Regions from separate parts of the Homo sapiens genome. Here region 1 is linked to region 2. Evidence: chromatin loops called from intact Hi-C (ENCODE). Cell type or tissue: K562. All regions are shown on one strand. Each heading gives the region's core, and the rest is flanking DNA. Links, peaks and the distances in the headings are about the cores only. Region 1 has its middle 7.4 kb from the start of CARMAL. Region 2 overlaps ABHD2 (abhydrolase domain containing 2, acylglycerol lipase).

What was found. Hi-C counts contacts between places; a loop is a spot of excess contacts. Peaks named below come from ENCODE experiments on the same cell type or tissue, not always from the same donor. Only the 100,000 strongest peaks of a DNase experiment are listed, where the experiment ranks them.
Region 1: it touches region 2 in a loop (4-fold over the local background); 7 of 110 quality-filtered maps call a loop at or near these places.

The regions. Positions count from the first base shown.
Region 1 is chr15:89,027,669-89,039,627 of GRCh38, forward strand. No RefSeq gene overlaps it. Among named protein-coding and RNA genes, the nearest start is that of CARMAL, 7.4 kb to the right of the region's middle. RefSeq lists an enhancer at 3,954-4,455. In K562, for the core only: a CTCF peak has its summit at 6,741; a DNase peak (open chromatin) is centred at 6,758; H3K27me3 peaks cover 56 bases.
Region 2 is chr15:89,172,521-89,184,479 of GRCh38, forward strand. It overlaps ABHD2 (abhydrolase domain containing 2, acylglycerol lipase), which reads left to right. Exons shown (of 11, transcript NM_152924.5): 6 at 3,292-3,475. Among named protein-coding and RNA genes, the nearest start is that of RLBP1, 43 kb to the right of the region's middle. RefSeq lists a silencer at 5,258-5,552. In K562, for the core only: a CTCF peak has its summit at 5,403 (motif pointing left); a DNase peak (open chromatin) is centred at 5,401.

The DNA of each region.
Region 1 (11,959 bases), core at 2,273-10,272, 140 kb before region 2:
GAGAAATAGGTAAATCAATTGCATTGAGGATTTTATTTTATTATTTTATTCTTTTTATTTTTATTTTTGGAGAGGGAGTCTCACTCTGTTGCCCAGGCTGGAGTGCAATGACATGATCTTGGCTCACTGCAACCTCCACCTCCTGGGTTGAAGCAATACTCATGCCTCAGCCTCCCAAGTAGCTGGGATTACAGGCACCCACCATCATGCCCGGCTAATTTTTATATTTTTGTAGATTTGCGTTTTCACCATGTTGGCCAGGCTGGTCTCAAACCCCCGACTTCAGGTGATCCGCCGGTCTCGGCCTCCCAAAGTGCTGGGATTACAGGCGTGAGCCACCGTGGCTGGCCTGCAGTGAGGATTTTAATTCACTCTTCTCAAAAACTGGTAGATCAAGTAATAGCAACAATAATAACAAAAAGGCAGAGCTCTAGAGGATCTGAAAAATAAAATTAGTATGCTTAAGCAATGATATGGTTAGGTTTTGTGTCCCCACCTAAATCTCCTCTTGAGTTATAATCCCCGTAATCCCCATGTGTCAAGGGAGAGAGCAGGTGGAAGTAATTGAATCATGGGGGCGGTTTCCCCCATGCTGTTCTCGTAATAGTGAGTGAGTTCTCATGAGATCTGATGGCTTTATAAGGAGCTCGTCCCCCTTCACTTAGCACTTCTCCTTCCTGCTGCCTCGTATAGAAGGTGTCTTGCCTCCTCTTTGCCTTCCGTCATGATTGTAAGTTTCCTGAGGCCTCCGCAGTCATGCTGAACTGTGAGTCAATTAAACCTCTTTCCTTTATAAATTACCCAGTCTTGGGCAGTTCTTTATAGCAGTAGGAAAACAGACTAATACAAGCAATTCAGAGGATATACATTTTTTGTGTGTCCTCACTCTGTGACCCAGGCTGGAGTGCAGTGACACGATCACTACTAACTGCAGCCTTGACCTCCGGGGTTCAAGCAATCCTCACACCTCAGCCTCCCAAGTAGCTGGGACCACAGGCAAACGCCACCACCCCCAACTAGTAAAACTTTTTTTTTTGCATAGAGATGGGGTCTTGCTATGATGACCAGGTGTGTCTTGAACTCCTGGGCTCAGGGATCCTCCCACCCCAGCCTCTCAAAGTACTAAGATTAGAAATGTGAGCCACTGCATCTAGCCTACATTTTTTTAAGCACACGGAATGCTTACAACAAATTTTCCATATACAATACCATGAAGGCAGCTTAAATAAAATACATCTCACAGATTACGTTATCTGACTAAAAAATATACGTCAATGACAAAATGATAACCAAAAATCTCATATATCTGGAAACAAAACATTATTTTATAATTCTTGGGTTAAAAAACCATAGGGGAAATTATGTAATTCTGAGAGTTGAATGATGATTAATATAAGTCAAATCCTGAGTGGCATGCTTAAAGCAATACTTACTTAGAGAGTTAAATATTATATAGCTTTCCTTACATTTACCAGAGAACAAAATAGATTTAAATAAATGGGTAAATATTTAGCTCAAGAAGTTGGAGAAAGAGTAATAAAGCAGGCATAAAGAAATAAGAAGGAATTTAAAAATTAAAAATTTAATGAAATAGAAAACAAAGAAAATTCATAAAACCAAAAGTTTGTTCTTTGAAAATATGTATCAGTACATAGACTTATGGTAGGACTAGTTAATATAGAAAAAGAAAATATACAAATAAATAAATGAGACAGCTGCAGACACCATAGATACAGAAAAAGTAATCACCACATGCCAATTATGAAAGGACAGAATATTTAATAAGTTGCATTGGGAAGACTGATTACTCATATAAAGAAAAATACAATTGCATATCTCCCTAATACAATATATGAAGCTGGAAATCCAATGGATTCTATATCTAAATTTGAAAATGGAAAATAATAAATTATATGAATTATAATATAGGACAACAGAGGGATACAGAAGAATTTTTTAAAACTCTGAAAGTATATCTATAGGCAACAATTTCACTGATTTGATAATACAAAATTAAGGATTTTTTTTTTTTTTTGAGACAGTCTTGCTCTGTTGCCCAGGCTGGAGTGTAGTGGCGCGACCTCGGCTCACTGCAACCTCCACCTTCCAGGTTCAAGTGATTCCCATGCCTCAGCCTCCCAAGTAGCTGGGATTACAGGCGTGCACCACCACACCTGGCTAATTTTTGTATTTTTAGTAGAGGTGAGATTTCACCATGTTGGCCAGGCTGGTCTTGAACTCCTGACTTCAAGTGATCTGCCTGTCTTACCTCAAGGGATCTGCCCACCTTGGCCTCCCAAAGTGCTGGGATTACAGGCATGAGCCACCATGCCTGGCCAAAATTAAGGATTTTGATTCCATGGGAGACATGAAGAAAGTTAACATACATATCACAGACTGATAAAAATACACATGGAATGTAAAAGACAGAAGGTTAGCCCCAATATATAAAAATGCCTTCTCATCAGGCAAAAAAAAAAAAAAAAAAGTTCACAGTGGTATTATGACAGCAAGATGTGATCTAGATACCCATCACTGAGAGAGTAAATAAGTAAAATGTGATATGCGCAGCAGTTATAAGACTAGATTCACATTTAGCAAAATGGATGGATATTAAAAAGTGTTAAATTAAAAAAAAAAGAGAAAAATAGACTAAAAGCCTTGCAGCGCAATAGATCTACATACATCACAAGCACATGTCCATAATACAACGCTACACATTTTGCAAGAACACATGCAAATAAAGAGGATACACACCAAAAGCACTGGAATGTCTATTTATGGAGGAAGAGGAGGCGTGGCAGTGACAAAGGGAGACAAAAGCAGCTGCCATGGAGTCTTCTATGATTCAGAGGCTATTCTCCTTTCCTCCCAAGCTCCTGGGTGGATTGTACTTCTCTGCCTCCTCCACCCTGTAGTTGGGCAAGGACATGGAATCAGTGCTACCTGAAGAGTTGTGGGTGGAAGTCATGTGTGCTAGCTTAGACCAGAGCATTTAACTTGTGGTGGAAGATCATTGAATGCTCTGATCCACTACCACAGATGATCCTGAAGACAAAAGTTGAGAAGAAACTTCCATCACCCTGGATCCCTGAAAAAATACAACTAGCTGAACCCTCCCCTAGTCTCCATCTTGCCAACCTGCATTATTAAATAGATAATTTTGGTGAAAAATAAACTCTTGTTTTAAGCTCCTGGGACTTGGGTTGTTTGTTACTGCAGCATAATCCTGTGCCCGGAATTGGAGGATTCTTAGTCTCACGGACTTCAACAATGAAGCTGCAGACCCTCGCGGTGAGTGTTACAGTTCTTAAAAGCGGCGTGTCTGGAGTTTGTTCCTTCTGATATTGGGATGTGTTTGGAGTTTCTTCCTTCTGATGGGTTCGTGGTCCCGCTGGTTTCAGGAGTGAAGCTGCAGGCCTTCCTGGGGAGTGTCACAGCTCATAAAGGCAGTGTAGACCCAAACAGTGAGCAGTAGCAAGATTTATTACAAAGAGCGAAAGAAGAACGAAACCACATCGCAAAACGGAACTCCAGCCGGTTTGCCACTACTGCCTCGGGCAGCCTGCTTTTATTCTCTTATCTGGCCCCACCCACATCCTGCTGATTGGTCCATTTTACAGAGAGTGGATTGGTCCATTTTACAGAGAGCTGATTGGTCCGTTTTGACAGGGTGCTGATTGGTGCGTTTACAATCCCTGAGCTAGACACAAAAGTTTTCCACCTCCCCACTAGATTAGCTAGATACAGAGTGTGGACACAAAGGTTCTCCAAGTCCCCACCAGAGTAGCTAGATACAGAGTGTCCATTGGTGCATTCACAAACCCTGAGCTAGACACAGGGTGCTGATTGGTGTGTTTACAAACCTTGAGCTAGATACAGAGTGCCGATTGGTGTATTTACAATCCTTTAGCTAGACATAAAGGTTCTCCAAGTCCCCACCAGACTCAGGAGCTCAGCTGGCTTCACCCAGTGGATCCCGCACCGGGGCCGCAGGTGGAGCTGCCTGCCAGTCCCACGCCGTGCCCCCGCCCTCTTCAGCCCTTGGGGGGTCGATGGGACTGGGCACCCGTGGAGCAGGGGTGGCGCTCATAGGGGAGGCTCCGGCCGTGCAGGAGCCCTCAGCGGATCCGGGGAGGCTCAGGCATGGCGGGCTGCAGGTCCCGAGCCCTACCCCACGGGAAGGCAGCTAAGGCCCGGCGAGAAATTGATCACAGCAGCTGCTGGCCCAGGTGCTAAGCCCCTCACTGCCCGGGGCCGGCGGGGCCGGCCGCTACGAGTGTGGGGCCCGCCGAGCCCATGCCCACCCGGAACTCGCGCTGGCCTGCAAGCACCGCGGGCAGCCCTGGTTCTCGCCCGCGCCTCTCCCTCCACACCTCCCTGCAAGCTGAGGGAGCCGGCTGCGGCCTTGGCCAGCCCAGAAAGGGGCTCCCACAGCGCAGTGGCGGGCTGAAGGGCTCCTCAAGCGCGGCCAGAGTGGGCGCCGAGGCCGAGGAGGCACCAAGAGCGAGCGAGGGCTGTGAGGGCTGCCATCATGCTGTCACCTCTCAATCCTAGCCTACTCTGATTAATACGGGGTATAATCAACTAAATAAAACAAGAGAGAATCTTTCGGTGACCAGTGATGCTGAGGAGTGTGACTAATTTAAACTCATGCATCTGAGCTGGCTCCTGCCTCTCTCACCCCAAATGAGATGGAGAAAGAAAACTAGGCAATTGCCAACGGTCACACAGCCTTCAACAGGGCATGGCAACAACCCTCAAAACTGTGGACTGGAATACATAAACCCTGTGCCTGCCTAGATGTCAGCAAGGTTTTCATAAAGTTCCTTGGGCTGTTTCCACGAACAGGATGGAGCTTGTAGGCTGAGGAGTATGACTATTGGTTTCTCGCTGATGGAAACCCATCATATCCTACAAGAACTGATGAGTAGATCCTTGGCAGTCTGAAGCTTCTTGCTGCAAAGCTGGGTCCTCAGTCTCTCCTTGTTCAACCTTTTGTCAATGATTTAGATGAAGGTACAGAAAATAGGCTGGGAGGGACAGCTAATATCTTAAGGATGGCGTCATGATCCAAAGGAATTTCCACAGGCTGGCTATAGCAACTGACCGAAGTGTAGTCCTCAGACTAGCACTATCAGCGTCACCTGGGAACTTGTTAGACATGCAAATTCTTAGGCTCCACCTCAGACTTATTGAAATCAGAAACTCCAGGAGTGGGACCCAGAAATCTCTTTTTTTTCTTTCTTTCTTTCTTTTTTTTTTTTTTTTTTTTTTTTTGAGACAGAGTCTCACTCCATTGCCCAGGCTGGAGTGCAGTGGCGTGATCTTGGCTCACTGCAACCTCTGCACCCCAGTTCAAGCAATTCTCTTGCCTCAGTCTCTTGAGTAGCTGGGGCTACAGATGCCCGCCACCATGCCCGGTTAATTTTTGTATTTTTAGTAGAGACGGGGTTTCGACATGTTGACCACGCTGGTCTCGAACTCCTGACCTCAAGTGATCCACCCACCTCAGCCTCCCAAAATACTGGGATTAAGGCATGAGCCACCGCGCCCAGCAGAAATCTGTGTTTTAGTAAGCCCTCCAGGTGGCTCTGATGCACACTAGAATTTGAAAATCAAAGTTTTAGACCTGTGGGCTGACTCCAACAGCCTCTTATTCAACAGGGATAAATGTAAGCCTTCCCATCATCTCCACCCATCCCTTCACACCCAAATAAGAAAAAAAAAAAACAGTTACAAATGAGGAGCATAAGTCATTTAATAGTATTTGTGGAAAAGGCTCCGAAGTTTTAGAGATTTTTGTTTTCTTTTGTTTTTTACTATAACCTTGAAACATAGAGCCTTCCAAAAAGGCAAGTCAGTCTTTTTTTTTTTTTTTTTTTTTTTTTGAGACAGGGTCTTGCTCTGTTGCCCAGGCTGGAATGCAGTGGTGTGATCATAGCTCACTGAAGCCTAGACCTCCCAGGCTCCAGCCATCTCCCGTCCTCAGCCTCCTGAGTAGCTGGAACCACTGGCAAGCACCACCATGCCTGGCTAGCTTTTAAATTTTTTGTAGAGATGGGGTTTTGCCATGTTTCCTCGAACTTCTGGGGTCAAGTGATCCTCCTGCCTTGGCCTCCAAAGTGCTGGGACTACAGACATGAGCCACTGCACCCAGCCAAGCCAAGGCAATTTTTTTTTTTTTAATTTGAGACAGAGTCTCGCTCTTGTCACCCAGGCTGTAATATGATGACACGTTCTCAGCTCACTGCAACCTCCACCTCCTGGGTTCAAGCAATTCTCCTGCCTCAGCCTCCCGAATAGCTAGGATTACAGGTGCCCGCCACCATGCCTGGCTAATTTTTGTATTTTTAATAGAGATAGGGTTTCACCATGTTGGCCAAGGTGGTCTTGAACTCCTGACCTCAGGTGATCTACCCGCCTTGGCTTCCCAAAGTGCTGGGATTACAGATATAAGCCACCACCAAGCCAAGTCAATCTTAAATTACATTAAAAACAGTGTCTACTATCACTGAGTAGTACACAAGTGATTCAGAGATTTGGGGTTTGGGTCCTGGGATTACAAAATAGAAGATACAATGAAATATCTCCCTCCCATTTATTCTCTAGCCATCCAGTTCCTACCCCAGAAGCAGCCTATTTTGTTACCATATTTCATTGACTTCTAAGATATACATGTTTTTTCACATTTTAACATCTCTGAAATCAGGATGTGTCTTACAATAGCTGTCAGCTAGGTGGCTCTCATCACATTGATACCATTGCCTGCACTTGAGCAAACTTGGCTATAGCTTTGGTATTGTCATCATTTCAAATGATTTATGTGCATTGTTGACGCTACATGCGCTGACTTTACTTGCTATTTAAAATATCTTCAAAAAGACGGTACTATCAGCATTTAAATGAAAGGTCACTGTGGATGCAGAAAGTTACAGAAACAACAGTGAGGTGCAAAATTGATATTAGTGAAGCGAATTTATGAATTGTTAGAGTAATGATTTCCATTCCATATTTTCTTGCAGAGCAACCATTGAGAGGTTTTCAGCAGCAGTACCTCTCTGACTGCAATGTGCACACAAATCCGCTGGGATCTGGATAAAACACAGATTTTGATTCACTAAGTCTGGCATGGGTCAGATTCCACATTTCTTTTTTTTTTTTTTTTTTTTTTTTTGAGATGGAGTCTTGCTCTGTCACCCAGGCTGGAGTGCAATGGTGCGATCTCTGCTAACTGCAACCTCAGCCTCCCGGGTTCAAGCGATTCTCCTGCCTCAGCTTCCCAAGTAGCTGGGACTACAGGCACATACCCCCACGCCTGGCTAATTTTTTGTACTTTTAGTAGAGACAGGGTTTCACCATGTTGGCCAGGCTGGTCTCGAACTCCTGACCTCATGATCTGCCCACCTCCGCCTCCCAAAGTGCTGGGATTACAGGTGTGAGCCACGGCGTCTGGCCTCAGATTCCACGTTTCTAACAAGCCCTCTGGTGATATTGATGCTGCTGATGCATGCTTGGTCCATTTGAGGACCCCAAAGTGGAAGATACCCAAAAGAGAAAAAGGAATGTTACCTACTCAAATTCATGCCAGACAATGCAATTTAAGACTGGGGAAATTGCCAGATCTCTCAGAATAGATGCAAGAAATTTCAAAGCCATGAAGGGCTGGTGTGATCAATCATGTGTCATGCAAGGCTGTCGTTATGGCATCATGTCATATAGTTAACTGGCAGTCTTTTTTTAAATAGACTTTATCTTTTAGAGCAGTTTTAGTTCACAGCAAAATTTAGAAGTACAGAGCGTTCTCATACACTCCCTGGCCCTACACATACACAGCCTCCCCCACTATCAACATTCTGCAACAGAGAGGTAAATTTGTTATAATCAATGAACCTACATTGACACATTATTATCACCCAAAGCCCATTTCTTTTAGTGCTGAATAATATTCCATTGTCTGGAAGTACCTATAGTTTATTTACACATTCACCTACTGAAGGACATCTTGCTTGCTTCCACATTTTGATGATTATAAATAAAGCTGATTATAAACATCCATGGGCAGATTTCTGTGTGGACACCAGTTTTTAATTCATTTGGGTCAATACCAAGCAGCACAATTGCTAGTTCATATGGTAAAAGTATATTTAGTTTTGTAAGAAACCGCCAAATTAGGCTGGGAGTGGTGACTCATGCCTACAATCTCAACACTTTGGAAGTCCAAGGTAGGAAGATCACGAGTCCAGGAGTCTGAGACCAGCCTGGGCAACATAGGAAGACTCTGTCTCTACAAAATTTTTGTTTTAGAAATTAGCCTGGTATGGTAGCACATGCCTGTAGTCCCAGCTATTCAGGAGGCTGAGGTGGGAGGATTGTTTGAGCCCAGGAGTTAGAGACTGCAGTTAGCCGTGATCTTGCCACTGCACTCCAGCCTGGGTGACAGGGCAAGCCCCTGTCTCAAAAAAAAAAAAAAAAAAAAAGAAAAGAAACCATCAAATTGTCTTCCAAAGAGCCTGAAGAACCTGTAGCATTTTGCGTTCCCATCAGCAATGAATGAGAGTTCATTCATTCACACTGATTCAATGAGATGACCCAAATCCAGAACACTGACAACACTAAATGCTGGTGAGGATGTGGAGCAACACACGTGTTTGGGTCCTCGCATTGTTGATCTAATTTGAAGTTCCCTGATGACACATGATGTGGAGCATCTTTTCACATGCTTACTTCATTTGTAAAATCTTTGGTGAGGTGTCTGTTCCAGTCGCTTGTCCATTTTTCAGCTGGGTTGTTCATTTTCTTATTGTTGAGCTTTAACAGTTCTTTGTATATTTTGGATAACAATCTTTTATCAGGTGTCTTTTCCAAATACTTTTTCCCAGTTGGTGGCTTGTCTTCTAATTCTCTTGACAGTGTTTTTCACAGAGCAGAAGTTTCTCTAATTTATTGAAGTCCAATTTATCAATGATTTCTTTCATGGTTAATGCCTGTGGTGTTGCATCAAAAAAGTCATGTCCATACGCAACATCATCCAGATTTCCTCCTTTGTTGTCTTCTAGAAGTTTTATAGTTTAGTGCTTTACATATAGGTCTGTGAGCCATTTCGACTTCATTTTTATGAAGGGTGCAAGGTCTGTGTCTGAATTCTTTTTTTTTTTATTTGCATATGGATGTCCAGTTGTTCCAGGACCATTTGTTGAAAATACTGTCTTTTTTTCCATTGTATTATCCTTGCTCCTTTATCAAACATCAGTTGAGTATAGCTATGTGGGTCTGTTTCTGGGCTCTCTATTCTGTTCTATTCATCTATTTGCCTATTCTTTTATCAATATCACAGTCTCTTGATTACCGTGGCTTTATAGTAAGCCTTGAAGTTGGGTAGTATCAGTCCTCCGACTTCTTCTTCTTCTTCAACATTGTGTTGGCTATTCTGAATCTTTTGCCTCTCCGTTTAGCAGTCTTTTTTCTTTCTTGTGCATGCAACAATGGTATATCTTATAATTGAGGGCATCTTAGATCTGATGAAATATGAGAGTTCCTCATGGATATTTCTAGAGATATCTTGTGCCTATAAAAGCATATACATAAAAGTATTATTTTTCTCTCAGCCGGGCACAGTGGCTCATGCATGTAATCCCAGCACTTTGGGAGGCCGAGGCAGGCGGATCACCTGAGGTCAGGAGTTCGAGACCAGCCTAACATGGTGAAACCCCATCTCTACTAAAAATACAAAAATTAGCCGGGCATAGTGGTGGGCACCTGTAATCCCAGCTACTCAGGAGGCTGAGGCAGGAGAATCACTTGAACTCGGGAGGCAGAGGTTGCACTGAGCCAAGATTGCGCCATTGCACTCCAACCTGGGCGACAGAGCGAGACTCCGTCTCAAAAAAAAAAGAGAGAAAAAGGATTATTTTTCTCTCAAGTTTATTTGTTTGGAAAACAATAATTTATTGCTCTTCCTTCCAAGTCTTTGTGAATTTACAGAAAAAAAACAAAAACAAAAACAAAAAAACAAAAAGATCAACGTTTACAGACTGTTCAGTTCAGACTAAGAATGCCAGAGATGAGTACCTGTACTGCCGTGGCTGCCGGCTACATGGCACCAATGTTCCCCAGCAGATATGCGCTAAAGTTTAAAACAAGCCCCCTCCAGATTTGTATTATCACCTTCAGAAAGGCTGTATTCCTCACACTGCATCTCACACGACATACTCAGGTCGTTAGTCACATCTGAAAATAAACTGGCCAATAAATGTGTTTCCTTCTGTGCATCTACTTTCCACGAGGCTTCATATTCAATCCACCACCTTTTTAGCCACATTTTCTCTTCTGCTGTTTGTGCTAGAAGTTGTTGCTGTTGGGCTTCTCTGTGTTTTGCCATAAATTGGAGCAAGTTCCAAGCACCAACTACCTTCCTCTTCTCATTTTCTGCTGCTTTTGCAAGTTGGTCCACAGGCTCAATTAAACCACCAACTATTTCTGAAATGGACTGATTTTGCCCACAAAATCCATGCAGTCTTCCTTGGGGTCCCTGGTCTGCTACGTAACCTCAGGGTCCCGCACCCAGGCTTGCTCAGCTCATCAAAACACAGTCCTGCTTCACCCAGGCTGTCCTGGCCTGTTTCCCTTCCAGCTTCCCCGCAGAAGAGTGATTCTGCTCTGCAGGGTGACAGTGGCGGCCAGAGGAGGTGTGTCATCGGAAAGAAAAAAGTCTGCTTGATTGTCACAGGGACCGTTCACTTAACACGTATTTCTCGAGTGTGTGAGCATCTAGTCAATGCTGCTAGATGCCAGAGAGGCAAAGATGACTGCACTTGGTCCTAGCCCCTTGGAGCACCTTGTCTGGCACTGGCCCCACTGCTGCAGCCCTGGCTGAGGTCAGCAGGCTGCTCTCCCTCAAGTCAGTGGCCACCAGAGCCTTACCTGCCAGCCCTGTCTGCCACCATGGCTGCTGGGCCTCCCTCAAGCTTATTTTTGATGTCTATATTGTGGGTCAAATTATAAGAGGCTTTAAAAGGATGAGTGTAAATGGAGGTGTCTGTCCCCTAATGGGTGCCCAGAGGAATTTTTCCATGTCAGGTAAGGATACCTTTTTTTCTGAGGCAGGGTCTCACTCTGTCTCCCAGGCTGGAGTGCAAAGGGCGATCACAGCTCACTGCAGCCTCGACCTCCCAGGCTCAAGCAATCCTCCCACCTTTGCTTCCTGAGTAGCTGGGACTACAGGTGCTTGCCATCACAGCCAGCTAATTTTTTTTTTTTTTTTTTGTATGTTTTTGTAGAGATGGGATTTCACCATGTTGCCCAGGCTGGTCTTAAACTCAGCTCAAGCTATCTGGCCCCCTCTGCCTCCCAAAGTGCTGGGATTACAGGCGTGAGCCACTGCGCCTGCCCACCCGCCCCCCACCCCCCGACTTCTTTCTTTTTAAACATTTTTGTAAACTTCTCTCTTTTTAAACATGCACACTCACTCCACCCAAGCCTCTGAAGACAGAATTCTTGACCCTATTGCACTTACGATCTAATAGAAGAGACACAGATATAATATATTATGGTTTGATATGTTCACTGCTAGAAGTTTATGCCAAGTGCTGCTAGAACATAAATAATGGAGCAGTTCATCTTTCCTGGGGATAGGAGCCAGAGCCACAGTGAGCGCTGTTGACTGGGGTCTTAAAATTAAGCTGCATATGCCAAGCAGGGAAAGCGGGAAAGAGCATTGCCAGCAAAGGGAGCAGTATGATCAAAATTCCAAAGCAGTGCGTGCCAAAGGGCGTGTCATGAGCTGGAAAAGGTATGGTAGCACTGGTCAAGATTGCAATTTCAGTGTTCTTTTTTTTTTTTTAATTGAGACAGAGTCTCACTCTGTCACCCAGGCTGGAGTGCAGTGGCGCGATCTCAGCTCGCTGCAACTTCCACCTCCTGGGTTCAAGCAGTTTTCCTGCCTCAGCCTCCGGAGTAG
Region 2 (11,959 bases), core at 1,569-9,568:
CATCAAGGCACACTTGGGTTGGTTCCACTTTTTGGCTATTGTGAATAATGCTGCTATAAACATGGGTATACTTACATATTTTTAAAAGAGAAAATAATTAGAGTCAGTTATAGCCATTAACATTGAATGCTTATTATGCTCTGGACCCTGATCTAAGCTGTTTATGTATATCACTTTATTCACATCTCTAAACAACTCTACGAAGTCTTTACTCTTGTTACTTCCATTTTACAGATGATGAAACAGACCTAGGAGAGTTTGGTAACTTACCCAAGGTAACGGTATTTTGCACAGTTTCCTCACTACAAAAATTGTCTGGGCTGTTTGTTGAAAGTTCCCATTCCCAGGCCTCATCCTATTCCTGTAGGTTCTAAGCCTCCAGAAAGGAGCCTGGAAGCTGAAGATTTTCCCTGTATACGGGGGTTACTTGTCATCAAAGAGAAATTGAGAACATTTGGGGCCACTAAGTGGTAGGCCCAAGCAGTCTGGCCACAGGGCCTTTTCACTTAGCCATGAGGCCAGGCTGCTCCTTTAAGGCCTGGTTTTCAGTGCCTGTTATGGCCCAAGGGAGGTGAACAAATGTCTCCTTTGGGATTTCTAAATTTTTTATTTGTTGCGTGGTGTAGAAGCTGATATCAGCTAATTGCTCATTGTGCTCTCAGCTGTTTGTTTGCACATCCCCTTTTTTATATCACAGCTACATTTTGAAATCCAGCATTCCCTGGAGGCATAATATTCCTTCCATTGCTACCTTCTTAAAAAGAGAAACTTGGCCAGGGCAGTGGCTCATGCCTGTAATCCCAGCACTTTGGGAGGCGGAGGCAGGCAGATCACCTGAGGTCAGGAGTTCAAGACCAGACTGGCCAACAAGACAAAACCCTGTCTCTACTAAAAATACAAAAATTAGCTGGACATGGTGGCACATGCCTGTAACCCCAGCTACTCAGGGGGCTGAGGCAGGAGGATCGCTTGAACCTGAGAGGCAGAGGTTGTAGTGAGCCAAGATTGTGCCACTGCACTCCAGCCTGGGTGACAGAGCGAGACTCTGTCTCAAAAACAAACGAACAAAAAGAAACTTGAATGAATCTGACTTCGGTGGGGACAACAGTCTGGCATTTCACATTCCAAAGTTAAGAGTTCAAGGATCCTTCTGGACCAGGTTTTTGTTCCTTCCCTGTCCTCAGGGCCCATTCAGAGGCCTTGTCATCAGAATCCACTCAATTCAGCAACTCTTTATTGAAGGCCTGCAAACTGCCCCAGCCTCTGCTGAGTGTAAGAGGGAGAAAAATAAGCAGCTTGATCCTCTACTATCTCACTGGAGAGGGAGACGGGCTGCCTTCTCAAAGTTGGTGCCTGGGTCCTGCTGTTTGGGAGGAAGCAGCTCTTGGCCCGGTTTTTCCCTTAGTTTTAGGCATCTCTTGCTTAAGCTCCTTCTAAGCCCCCAGCATTTCCAGATCATGATTATTAGTCAAAAGTATAGGGGATACTGTCTGGGAAGAGGCATGAGGAGGCCTCCAGGGGTGTCAAAAATATTCTGCGTCTTCATCTGGGCAATGCTTACCTGGGTATAAATGTGTAAAATTTCATTGATTGTGCATTTTCCTGTATGTATGTTATACCCCATTAAAAATAAAAAAGAATAGGGCAGTTTCAAGTGTATTGATGCATAATATTGCCAGACATATTGTAAAGGGAAAAAAAGAGCCACCGAACAATGTGTATGTTACCACTGGTATTTTTAAAAAGAATATAGGAAACTTACCTTTCACTCCATCTTTTACAGCATTTGAATTTTCTACCATGGGCATGAATTACCTACTCAAAAACAAAGTCACTATAGATTCCTGGGCTTGGTCCCCATCTTACAGAATCAGCTTCTCTGGAGTTGAGGCCCAGGAATGGTCATTTCTAACACCCTCTCCAGGTGATTCTATGCACACTGCAGCTTAAGAACTGCATGGGGCTGTGCCGGCCTGGCTTAGGCTACATCCTACCACAAAAGAAGACAGATATAAGGGGAGTTTACCCCAGGCTCAAAAGATACTTTCCCCCATGGCTTGATGATTAGGGAAGGAGCTGTTCAACTCTATTAAGAATGCCAAAACCTCTGAGCTGGTGCCAAAGTCAACAACTCCCGTTTCCATTGTAAATCCGTACTCTTCTCATGCCAGTCTATTTTGTATGTGCTTTGCGTCGACATCCCTATCTTTCCATGTTAGATTTTAAATTGGCTCCCTACAGAGTTTGAGGTTGGGCCTTAGAAGGATGTGATGAATCCCTTCACTTGTAATATGGCCATTCACCTCCTCCTCTTAGCAAAGCTGCTGAGACATAACATGGCTTCAATAACTTCCCAAGGGGACACCAGCTGAGATCATCTCTCCTGGGCAAATGAGGCCCAAACAACCCTCTCTGTTAAGAGGTCTCATCTGTGTATTTTTGAATGAGCCTGCCTCCCTTGGCACCCTGTCCCTATGTCACCAAGAACGTTTTACCCTAATCCTACAGAGCATCCTGGCAGTCCCTCTGGACTGAAGTTTATCTTTCCTCTCCTTTCCAACTCTGTCAAGAAGATTCTGTAAATAACATCCACTTGCTACTTTTCTTAACACCATGAATCATCATACACATGGGTATAGCATCCCAATTTGTAGCCTAGGAAGCTAATCTCAAAGGATTTTGCTCTTGCATTTATTTATTTATTTACTTATTTTATTTTTTTGAGACAGGGTCTCACTCTGTCACCCAGGCTGGAGTGCAGTGATGCGATCTTGGCTCACTGTAGCCTCTGCCTCCCCGGCTCAAGGGATCCTCTTGCCTCAGCCTCCTAAGTAGCGGGGACTACAAGGACACACCTGTAGTGTGTAGAGGTGGGGTCTCACCATTTTGTCCAGGCTGGCCTAGCTTTTATTTAGGTCTGTGTGTGAGCATATGTGCTCATGCACACCCTGAAATCTGCTTTGATATCCATGATTATCTAGACACGGTTCTTGTGACCTACCTTTTAAGAAGCATTGTACATTTGATACATGGTACCTCCACGCTTTGGCACTGCTGAGGCCCTGTTTCCTCTTATCCCAAGGGGCATCTGGGAACTTCTGTCTGGATAGCCAAAGAGCAGTGTCTGTCTCTCTCTCCACACACATCCCCCGACACACACACGTATATATACACATATATATTTCTCTCTCTTTTAGTATACTGGCACCCATTTAGTAACGTTCCAGCTTGCATTTTCTCCAGATAGGATGCACCTGAAATGATTGAGCAATCTCACCCTTTTGCCCACAGGCTGCACGTGGGAATTTGGAGCCATGGTGAACTACATCAAGAAGACATATCCCCTGACCCAGCTGGTCGTCGTGGGCTTCAGCCTGGGTGGTAACATTGTGTGCAAATACTTGGGGGAGACTCAGGCAAACCAAGAGAAGGTCCTGTGCTGCGTCAGCGTGTGCCAGGGGTACAGTGCACTGAGGTGAGTCATCTCCGCCTTCCATCAGGGCCTTCAGTTAGCCCTTATTTATAGAGATGCCCCGACGCACAACACACTGTTCTGTGAAGACCGGGGAACACTGTGGCCGACTGAGTAGAAGTTTCTGAGTCTTGGACTCACCTTGTTTTGTCTGCATATCATACATTGGAGATGCCCCATCAGACCCCTTAAGCCTGGGATATGCAGCTGCGTTTTGGGGTCAGATCTGTAATTGGAGAAGTAAAACCCCCTTTGATAGTTGCTGTCTCCTAGGGAATCTCTGTCAGGTGACTTAATTTGTTCAGGCTTCAGGAGTTTTTATAGAAACGTGGATTAATGAAAGAGCACAGGAGACTGGCAAGCTGGGATCTGAAAGCTGGGCCTTGGGATCCCAGATCCCTCCTTCCTGCAAGAGATGAGTCCCAGATGGCATCTGGAAGGGATCTGTAGAAATCATTTAATCAGTGTCCTCACCTTTAAGTATTTGTCTCTGTCAGGCATCCCAGGCATCATCACAAAGGAGCTGATCTACTGGGTCAAGCTTTCTCCCACCCCTTAGTCTCTTGCCAGTAGATGCCCCACAGGATGAGTCCCAGGAGGGCGTGGTCATCTGCCCCGATTCCCCTGAAGATCACTGCTGTCCCAGGTCTCTCAAGAGTCACCACACTCACACGTTCACACACACATGCACACACTCACACTATACACACACCTCTCCAGGCTCTTCAAATACATTCATATTTTTTTCTGTACTCTTCATGGTGTCTTTCGTTTTACCAATGAGTATAACCAGTTATTAAAAATCTGATGAAAAAATTTGAAACACACGGGAAAGTTTAAAAACACCTCCCTATTGATCCAGTCTAATGCCAAACAGTCCTTATCGTTATTCAAAGAATCTTTTTGCCTCACCTGTATATCTCATGCTGCAGTTTAAACATACCTTGTTACTTTCTGATGGATAGAGGCCATCTATATTATTTCTAAAAATACATATTACTGGAATTTAAAGCCAGCACACCCAAAAGACACATGTGGGCCCAGGATTCAGCCTCTCCCTATGAGGCTTAAAGCTGGCTGAAAAAGGTGATCTAAATGTACCCACGATAGACATGAGAAACATCTCTGATGAAACCCTTCCTGAGTCCCAGGACCAAGGTCTGGGTTCTATTTTTCCGTGCCGGCAATATGGGGATGATGATGATAAGCAGTACCTACCTCATAGCACCGCTGAGAGTCAAATGAGTTGATGCGTGTGAAGTGCTTAGAACAGTGCCCAGCACGCAGAACGTAAGCCACTGTTCATTTTCATTATCGTCATCATCGTCATTCACTGTAAAATGAAGGAGGTGGGTTCGATCGGCGGATCACAAAGACCGGTCCAGTGAACTAGTGACTGCCTCACTTCATAAGGAATCACTTGGAGGATCATGTTAGAAAGAAATTCTGTTTCTTGGGCCCCACCCTTGGAGATTTTGATTCATGAAGTTGGAGGCATGGGACCTCAGAAGTCTGCATTTTGGATACATTTCATAGGCGAGTTTTCAGTTTAGTTACGTTTAGCAGTCCCCGGGGTTAGTGACCTCAGTGGTCTCTCCAGCTGCTCTCGCGTTCCAGGACCAGGCTAGTCCCCCATCTTCCTACCAGGAATCTTTTCCTTCACTCCTCTGGACACTGGGGAGTCAGCTGAGAGGACATGTGCCTTTATCTTGGTGGGACTAGTAATATCCAACTCCCAGCTCATAGCCACGTGTAACCAGAATTAACCAAAGTCCTGTCGGGCCCAGTCACTGGGATAAGAAAGACATGAGCAAGGGGCCTACCCCAGGATCCAAGGGAGCAGAACTAGGACGTTTGTTTTGTTTTCTTTTTTTTCAATGCACAAAATCTTAACACGACAATCCCTTCATCTCATTTTGCTGCAGTAGCGCCATCTGCTGTCAGCAAGAGCACATGATTGACGCAGCAAGCTAAGGTGTTTGAACTAAGGCAAAGAAGGCTCAAGAAGCTAGAAAACTAAAATCTGTGAGGTGCTATACATTTTGCAGACATAGCCTACACAGCCTCTTCCTTGAGACCTCAGAGGGCTTCATACACATAACTAACTATTGGCACACCAACCTCATGCAACAAAGAGCAAGTTGCAACTTTATTGTCTGGAGCACAGAGAACTAACTTGCCCAGGCTAAGATCATGTGGTCCTGCATATGGGAACTGGCACCAGGTCAGAGAGACACTGTTGTCCTTGTGTGTGCTGGTCCAAGGCTCAGGTACCCTCAACATTTAAACCAGATCTATGGAATAAATGGAGCACAGTTCCTTACTTTAAACCAGTATAACCTTTTTTTTTCCTGCCAAGGCTTGAGGGCGATGAGCCTTTCAGCACTGGGATGGTGGCAGCTGCATAAGTGCTTCCCATCACACCAAGGTGGAGCCGGGGAGGCCCGTCTGCCTCTGCAGGGGCCACACGAGAGTTCATGCGTCTGGTAAATCTCTCCTAGCTGAGTCTGGAGACCCGCTTCCTCAGTGAACCCCTCCCTCTGGCTTCTCCTCCCGTAGCTCACCTCCCATCTAGCCAGAGCCGGTTGAAGGCTCAGAGAGAAGCCAGCCACCCGCTTGCTGTAGTTAGCAAAGTCTAGCTGCTGCTAAACTAGCTCACCTTCTACCTAAATGTGCTGAACCACTGAAGGAGGGACACAGATGCCCTGAAATCACCTGGTATCCGGCAGACTTTAACATGTTCCCTCAGCATAAACAGCTGCCAACCCGCCTGGGGACTCTGTGTGGTGAGACATCCTCCTAGGTAACAGGGACACAGCCTTGAACAAGGCTGACTAATTCCCTGCCTTCATGGAGCTTAAAGAAAATGGGGAGAGAAGCATTTTTGGTCTGGTTTCAGGTAAAATAAATTCTTTCCCAAGAAAGCCCTCAACAACCTTATGTTACAGAATTGACCAGTAATAATAAAACTAAAACAAAAGCATTTTATTGCAGTTTGGGTGTAAAAGATAGTCTGTATCTGAGGACCTCACAGCACTTAAGACAGCAGAGTGATATTTACAAAGCCACAAAGCAACAAATACATGTTACTAAGATATTACACATTTAGGCATATGGGTGCCAAGGAGGTCCTCAGTCAAGTGGGGGGTCCATGAGGAGGGATTTCTGAAGGAGGTGAGGGTGAGGAGGACAGTAGCACAGGGCCCAGGCCAGGGGCAGAAGCCCCTTACAGCAGGGGTCCCAACTGCTGTTAGGAACCAGGCCGCACAGCAGGAGGTGAGCGGTGGGCAGGTCACAGTGGGCAAAGCAGTAGGGAAGCAGTGGGTGAACCTTCATCTGTATTTAGTCTCATTCCCCATTGATCACATTACTGCCTGAGTTCCGCCTCCTGTCAGATCAGCAGTGACATTAGATTCTCATAGGAGGATGAACCTTATTGTGAACTGCGCATGTGAGGGATAGTTTGCATCTTCTTATGAGAATCTAATATCTGATGATCTGTCGCTGTCTCCCATCACCCCCAGATGGGACTGTCTAGTTGCAGGAAAATAAGCTCAGGGATCTCACTGATTCTATGTTATGGTGAGTTGTAGAATTATTTCATTCTGTATGATAATGTAATAATAATAGGGAAAAAGTACATTATAAATGTAATGTGCTTGAATCATCCTGAAGCCATCCCCCTGCCCCTGCCTTCCCTAGGCTGTGGACAAATTGTCTTCCACAAAGCCAGTCCCAAGGACTGCTTCCTTACAGGACAGTAGGGGAATTATCAGAGGAGTGTTTCAAATCTCCTTAAAGGCACATTATACTCCGGGCTAAGTGGATGTGTTAACATCACTAAGACCTGACCTCCTTGGTTCAGGTAAACCTGAACATCCTAGCATTCTTTGAGCAAGGCCTTCCTGCCATGGGGAAGAGGCAGGTACCACTTTTCCTGCCAAATGGTGGGGATATTGTCTCTCTTGCTTTTGATGGGCAAACTTCAGGCTAGAGATGAGTTTATGGCAAAAGCAAATATTATTCATAAAGTTTCCCCAGAGACTGGGACTTTCCTAAAATTTGTTTTTATAGTTGAAGAGCTATAAAATACAGTAACTTTGTGCCATCAGTAATTTTGAATCACAGCCAAACAAAGAGGGGGAAACTGCAGCGTTTAAATGAGACTCTATGGACGGAACCTCACCCTGGGAAACAGCTCAGCTTTTCCACCACTGGGTTGTGAAGTTGACCTGACCACATGGTTGCCCTTAGTGCCTTGGGGCTTTTTGTGGGTTTTTTTGTTGTTGTTAATTTTTTTTTTATCAGTATAATGAGAGACTCTAACTCATTCCTGTAAAAGTACATCCTGCAAAAGGAAAAGATTCTGATAAGGAAGAAAGGGGCTTGGTAGGTGGCCATCCCTACTCTAGTCTGAAGTCCATCTTTCTGCCCCATCCTTCCACCCCAGTGGAACTAACAAAGCCCAGCCTGGCAGGTACCAAAAACTCTTGGCCCACTCCCTTGTGTGGTACAAACATGGTTTTCTTCTGCTCACACTCAAGCTGAACTAGCTGGAGATGATGACCTCTCTACAGATTGACTCTGCCCCTGAAGGGCAACCTGCTACCAGCCCAGAACCTTCTGGCTGGGTCTTTTGGGTCCAGAGGCTCTACCATCCCTCCTCCCAGAGGCCCGGCTGTGCAAGGCAGGAGCCCTGTCTTGGGCTTGGCCAGCCTGCCTAGGATCGTGCCCTCTTCCTCTCTCTGCAGGCTGGGCTGGTCCTGGTTTTGCCCCCACTGCAGGATTACTCTCTTACAGTGCCCAAATTAGAAATAATCCACATGTCCAGCATGGGAGATAGTTAAATAAATTAATAATATACCAACTCAGTGGGAAACGAGGCAGCTTTTATTTTAAAAAATCAAGAAAAATATATAACACGACAGAATGTATATATTAAAAGTAGGGAAGGGCCGGGTGCGGTGGCTCACGCCTGGAATCCCAGCACTTTGGGAGGCCAAGGCACGCGGATCACAAGGTCAGGAGTTTGAGACCAGCCTGACCAACATGGTGAAACACCACCTCTACTAGAAATACAAAAATTAGCCAGGTGTGGTGGCGCGCACCTGTAATCCCAGCTACTCAGGAGGCTGAGGCAGGAAAATCTCTTGAACCCAGAAGGCGGAGGTTGCAGTGAGCCGAGATCATGCCATTACTGCACTCCAGCCTGGGGGACAGAGCGAGACTCTGTCTCAAAAAAAAAAAAAAAAAAAAAACAAGATGGTAAATTTTATGTTATGTGTTTTTATCATAATTTTTTAAAAATATGACTGTATATAGGCAAAACCTGGAAAGAAATCCCCTCCTTCTACAAGTAAAAATACTTCTTAGGTCGGTGTGATAGCATTATGGGAAAGTACTTAATGTACTTTATTCTTAAGGTTTCATTAGCATATTGCTTTCAAGGTATTTTTTTAGTATCGTCTACATCCACATCCCATTAATTCATCTCCAATCTTAATTCATACTGCCCTTGCCTTTTTTCCCTTTTTGGGGTGTTAAGGTCATGCTTGCCCATCCCACTCTTACAGAACCTCATTCTCATTCTCCATATTTTTTCAAAGACCACAGGAAAGCTGTTTCACTATTCTTATAGTCTCTCAGCACTCTGAGACATAATTTATTTGAGCCAGGAGATCTGAATTCACTTGGGTACCATTAGATGCATTCTTTCCCCAGTTCATTCTCTTCTGACTTTAATTCGTTTTCATCAGTACTTGGTCCACTCACTTTGCAAAATATGAACTGGAAAGCTGAGCCTTCTCTAAGCAGTTACCCCAGCAGCATAATGGTTGGCTCAGCTCTTCCTTGCCCAAGTGATTGCTCTGAACCTAATTGTAAATGCCTGTTTGTTGGGACCCTCTTCTGAGGGATTAAAATCCATTGCCTTCCGCAACACCTCTTAAAATTCTTTTAACAGTCCAAAGAGAAATCTCTCACTAGAAAATGGCTTTGAAACCAGTATGGGTCATATTTTATTATAATTTAATGTTACATTGATTAGAAATGAAGGCATTTTCAGGGAATTCTATTTATGTTGGTAATAGGTAGATCAATGGATGGACAAAGTTCTTTAAAAATCCTTATGGATTATTCTCAAAAAAGACTCCCAGTGAAACTATACTGGGTTTGGGGGTTAATTTTCTCTTCTCATTTGTGATTATCACTTCTTGAGAGTTTTGCAACTTTCAGAAAGCATCTTTCCTTTTGGAGTCATCCTGGTTCTTTCTGAAGTTTTGAAACCTACCCTCCTTCCAGCAAGATTCACTCTGAATTTTGCAAAGCCATTCCCTCCCTGTAATTCTGCCCGAGCTGCCCCTCCCAGGGTTCCACACTTCTCTCCTGTGTCCTCAGCCAGTTTATCCTGGTGGACCAATATCTGGCCCAGCCTGGGGAGCAGTTCCTGCCACCCCTTCTCTCTTCTGGAGAACATAGCTATCTAGAGGCAAGTCAAGAACTTGGATATTCAGGCCAGGTGAAGTGCCTCACGCCTGTAATTCCAACACTTTGGAAGGAGGCCGAGACCTAGAGATCACTTGAGGTCAGGAGTTCTAGACCACCCTGGCCAACATGACGAAACCCCGTATTCTACTAAAAAAATACAAAAAATTATCTGGGCATGATGGCACACACCTGTAGTCCCAGCTACTCGGGAGTCTGAAGCAGGAGAATCGCTTGAACCCAGGAGGTGGAGGTTGCAGTGAGCTGAGATCACACCACTGCACTCCAGCCTGAGCAACAGAGTGAGACTCCATCTCAAGAAACAAAAACAAAAAAAGAACTTGGATAGGCAAGTAAGGTATTTGTGCAGTGTCTAGAGAGCTAAACTCCCCTGGTTTCGTGCCCATTTTGTGATTTGCATCTAAAATTGAACCCCAGTGTAGCCACTACCAGCTCCAATAACATGAATTCATACCCCCATCTTGTTTCCTCTACACCTATCCATTCAACCCCTCCCTCAGAAACTACATTCTTTTAAAGCAAGTTGCAGATATCATTTCATCTGTAAGTAGTTCACTAGGTAGCTCTAAAAGACTCTAAGGACTTTTTCTTAAACATAACCACAAATACCATCATCACCCAAAAAATTAGCAATAATTCCCTAATAGCATCCCATGTCTAGTCAGTGTCCAGATTTCCTTGATTGTCTCATGGAAGTGCTGTTTGTTTGTTTGTTTGTTTATTTTGCCAGTTGGCTGGTTTGAATCAGGATCCACATACTGCCTACATATGCATTTATTGATTTGTCTATGTTTCTTTTAGTCTGTAGGTTACCCTTTCTTTTACTGCCTTTCAGTTTGCTGTTGTTGGTATTGAAGACATCAGTCCTTTTCAAAAAAAAAAAAAAAAATATATATATATATATATATATATATATATATGAGATGAATGTAATACATTGATCTTGATTCTTTTATTAAAGCAATATAAATTTAAGTTTCAATTCCTTAATTCTACAGCCAAAGGTAAAAGACATCCCCTACATATACTGAGTGGTAAACCAAAGATACTAAAACTCAATCTTAGCCAAAATAAACAGTGGAATACTGGTCCCAGCATCCTTGTCCTGATCCCTCCCTGAGCCCTGGGTCCCTGTGAATCCCTAGAACCTTTCAACAAGCAGTGCCTGTGGTGTTTTCAATAAAAAAAAATCAAGGGCTGCAGCATCTTTTTATATCTTGTTTATGGCCACACCCTCCTCCCTTCCCTACCTCTGCAGCCTGTCTGCAATGAAGGAGGTACTAACAAAAGCAAGAACATCCCTTCAGTTAGGAGGTCAGCAAAGGGAGAAATGAACCAGGGTAAGAGAAAGCTGGGATTGCCAGAGACCACTGGCTCTCTGGGTGGCTTGGATCCAAAGTCAGAGGAGAGGCAGCTGGTTGTGGCTCGGTGATTGGGTGACCCCCTTCCCTCTGACCACAGGCAGGTGAGCACAGTCCTGCTTTAGCCGGGGTCCCTCATGGTGGTCTGGTCCTATACTCTTCCTGTAGTGCTTGGTTAGAGTCGGGCGGGGGTTGGCTGCACATTTATGCAGTGGCCTTTTGACCCTTCAGGGTGGTGGTAGTCTTCACCTTGAGCTTAGCCTGTGTTTGATGAGCACATTGCAGACCATTAAATTCACAAACCATTTCATTCTTAACTCCCCACTACCTCTTATTTTTTAACCACGACATTGTGGGAAATGTTTGTCACTCCAAAACTGTGGAATTTTGCCATTCTAAAATTGTAGCAGCTTTGGGGAAATTACTTTTATAAAATTACTTTTATAAACTCCCTGGATTGAAAAAATAATAAAAAACAAAACAAAAAACCTTACAAACCACCTGGTCCCCTCACTTACCATCTGGAAGATGGAACCTAGTAGAAGTAGTGACGTCCAGATCCATTCACAGGGTGGAGTCAGGCCTGGAGATTTTGAAACGTGCAAGATAAAAGTTTCCCTGT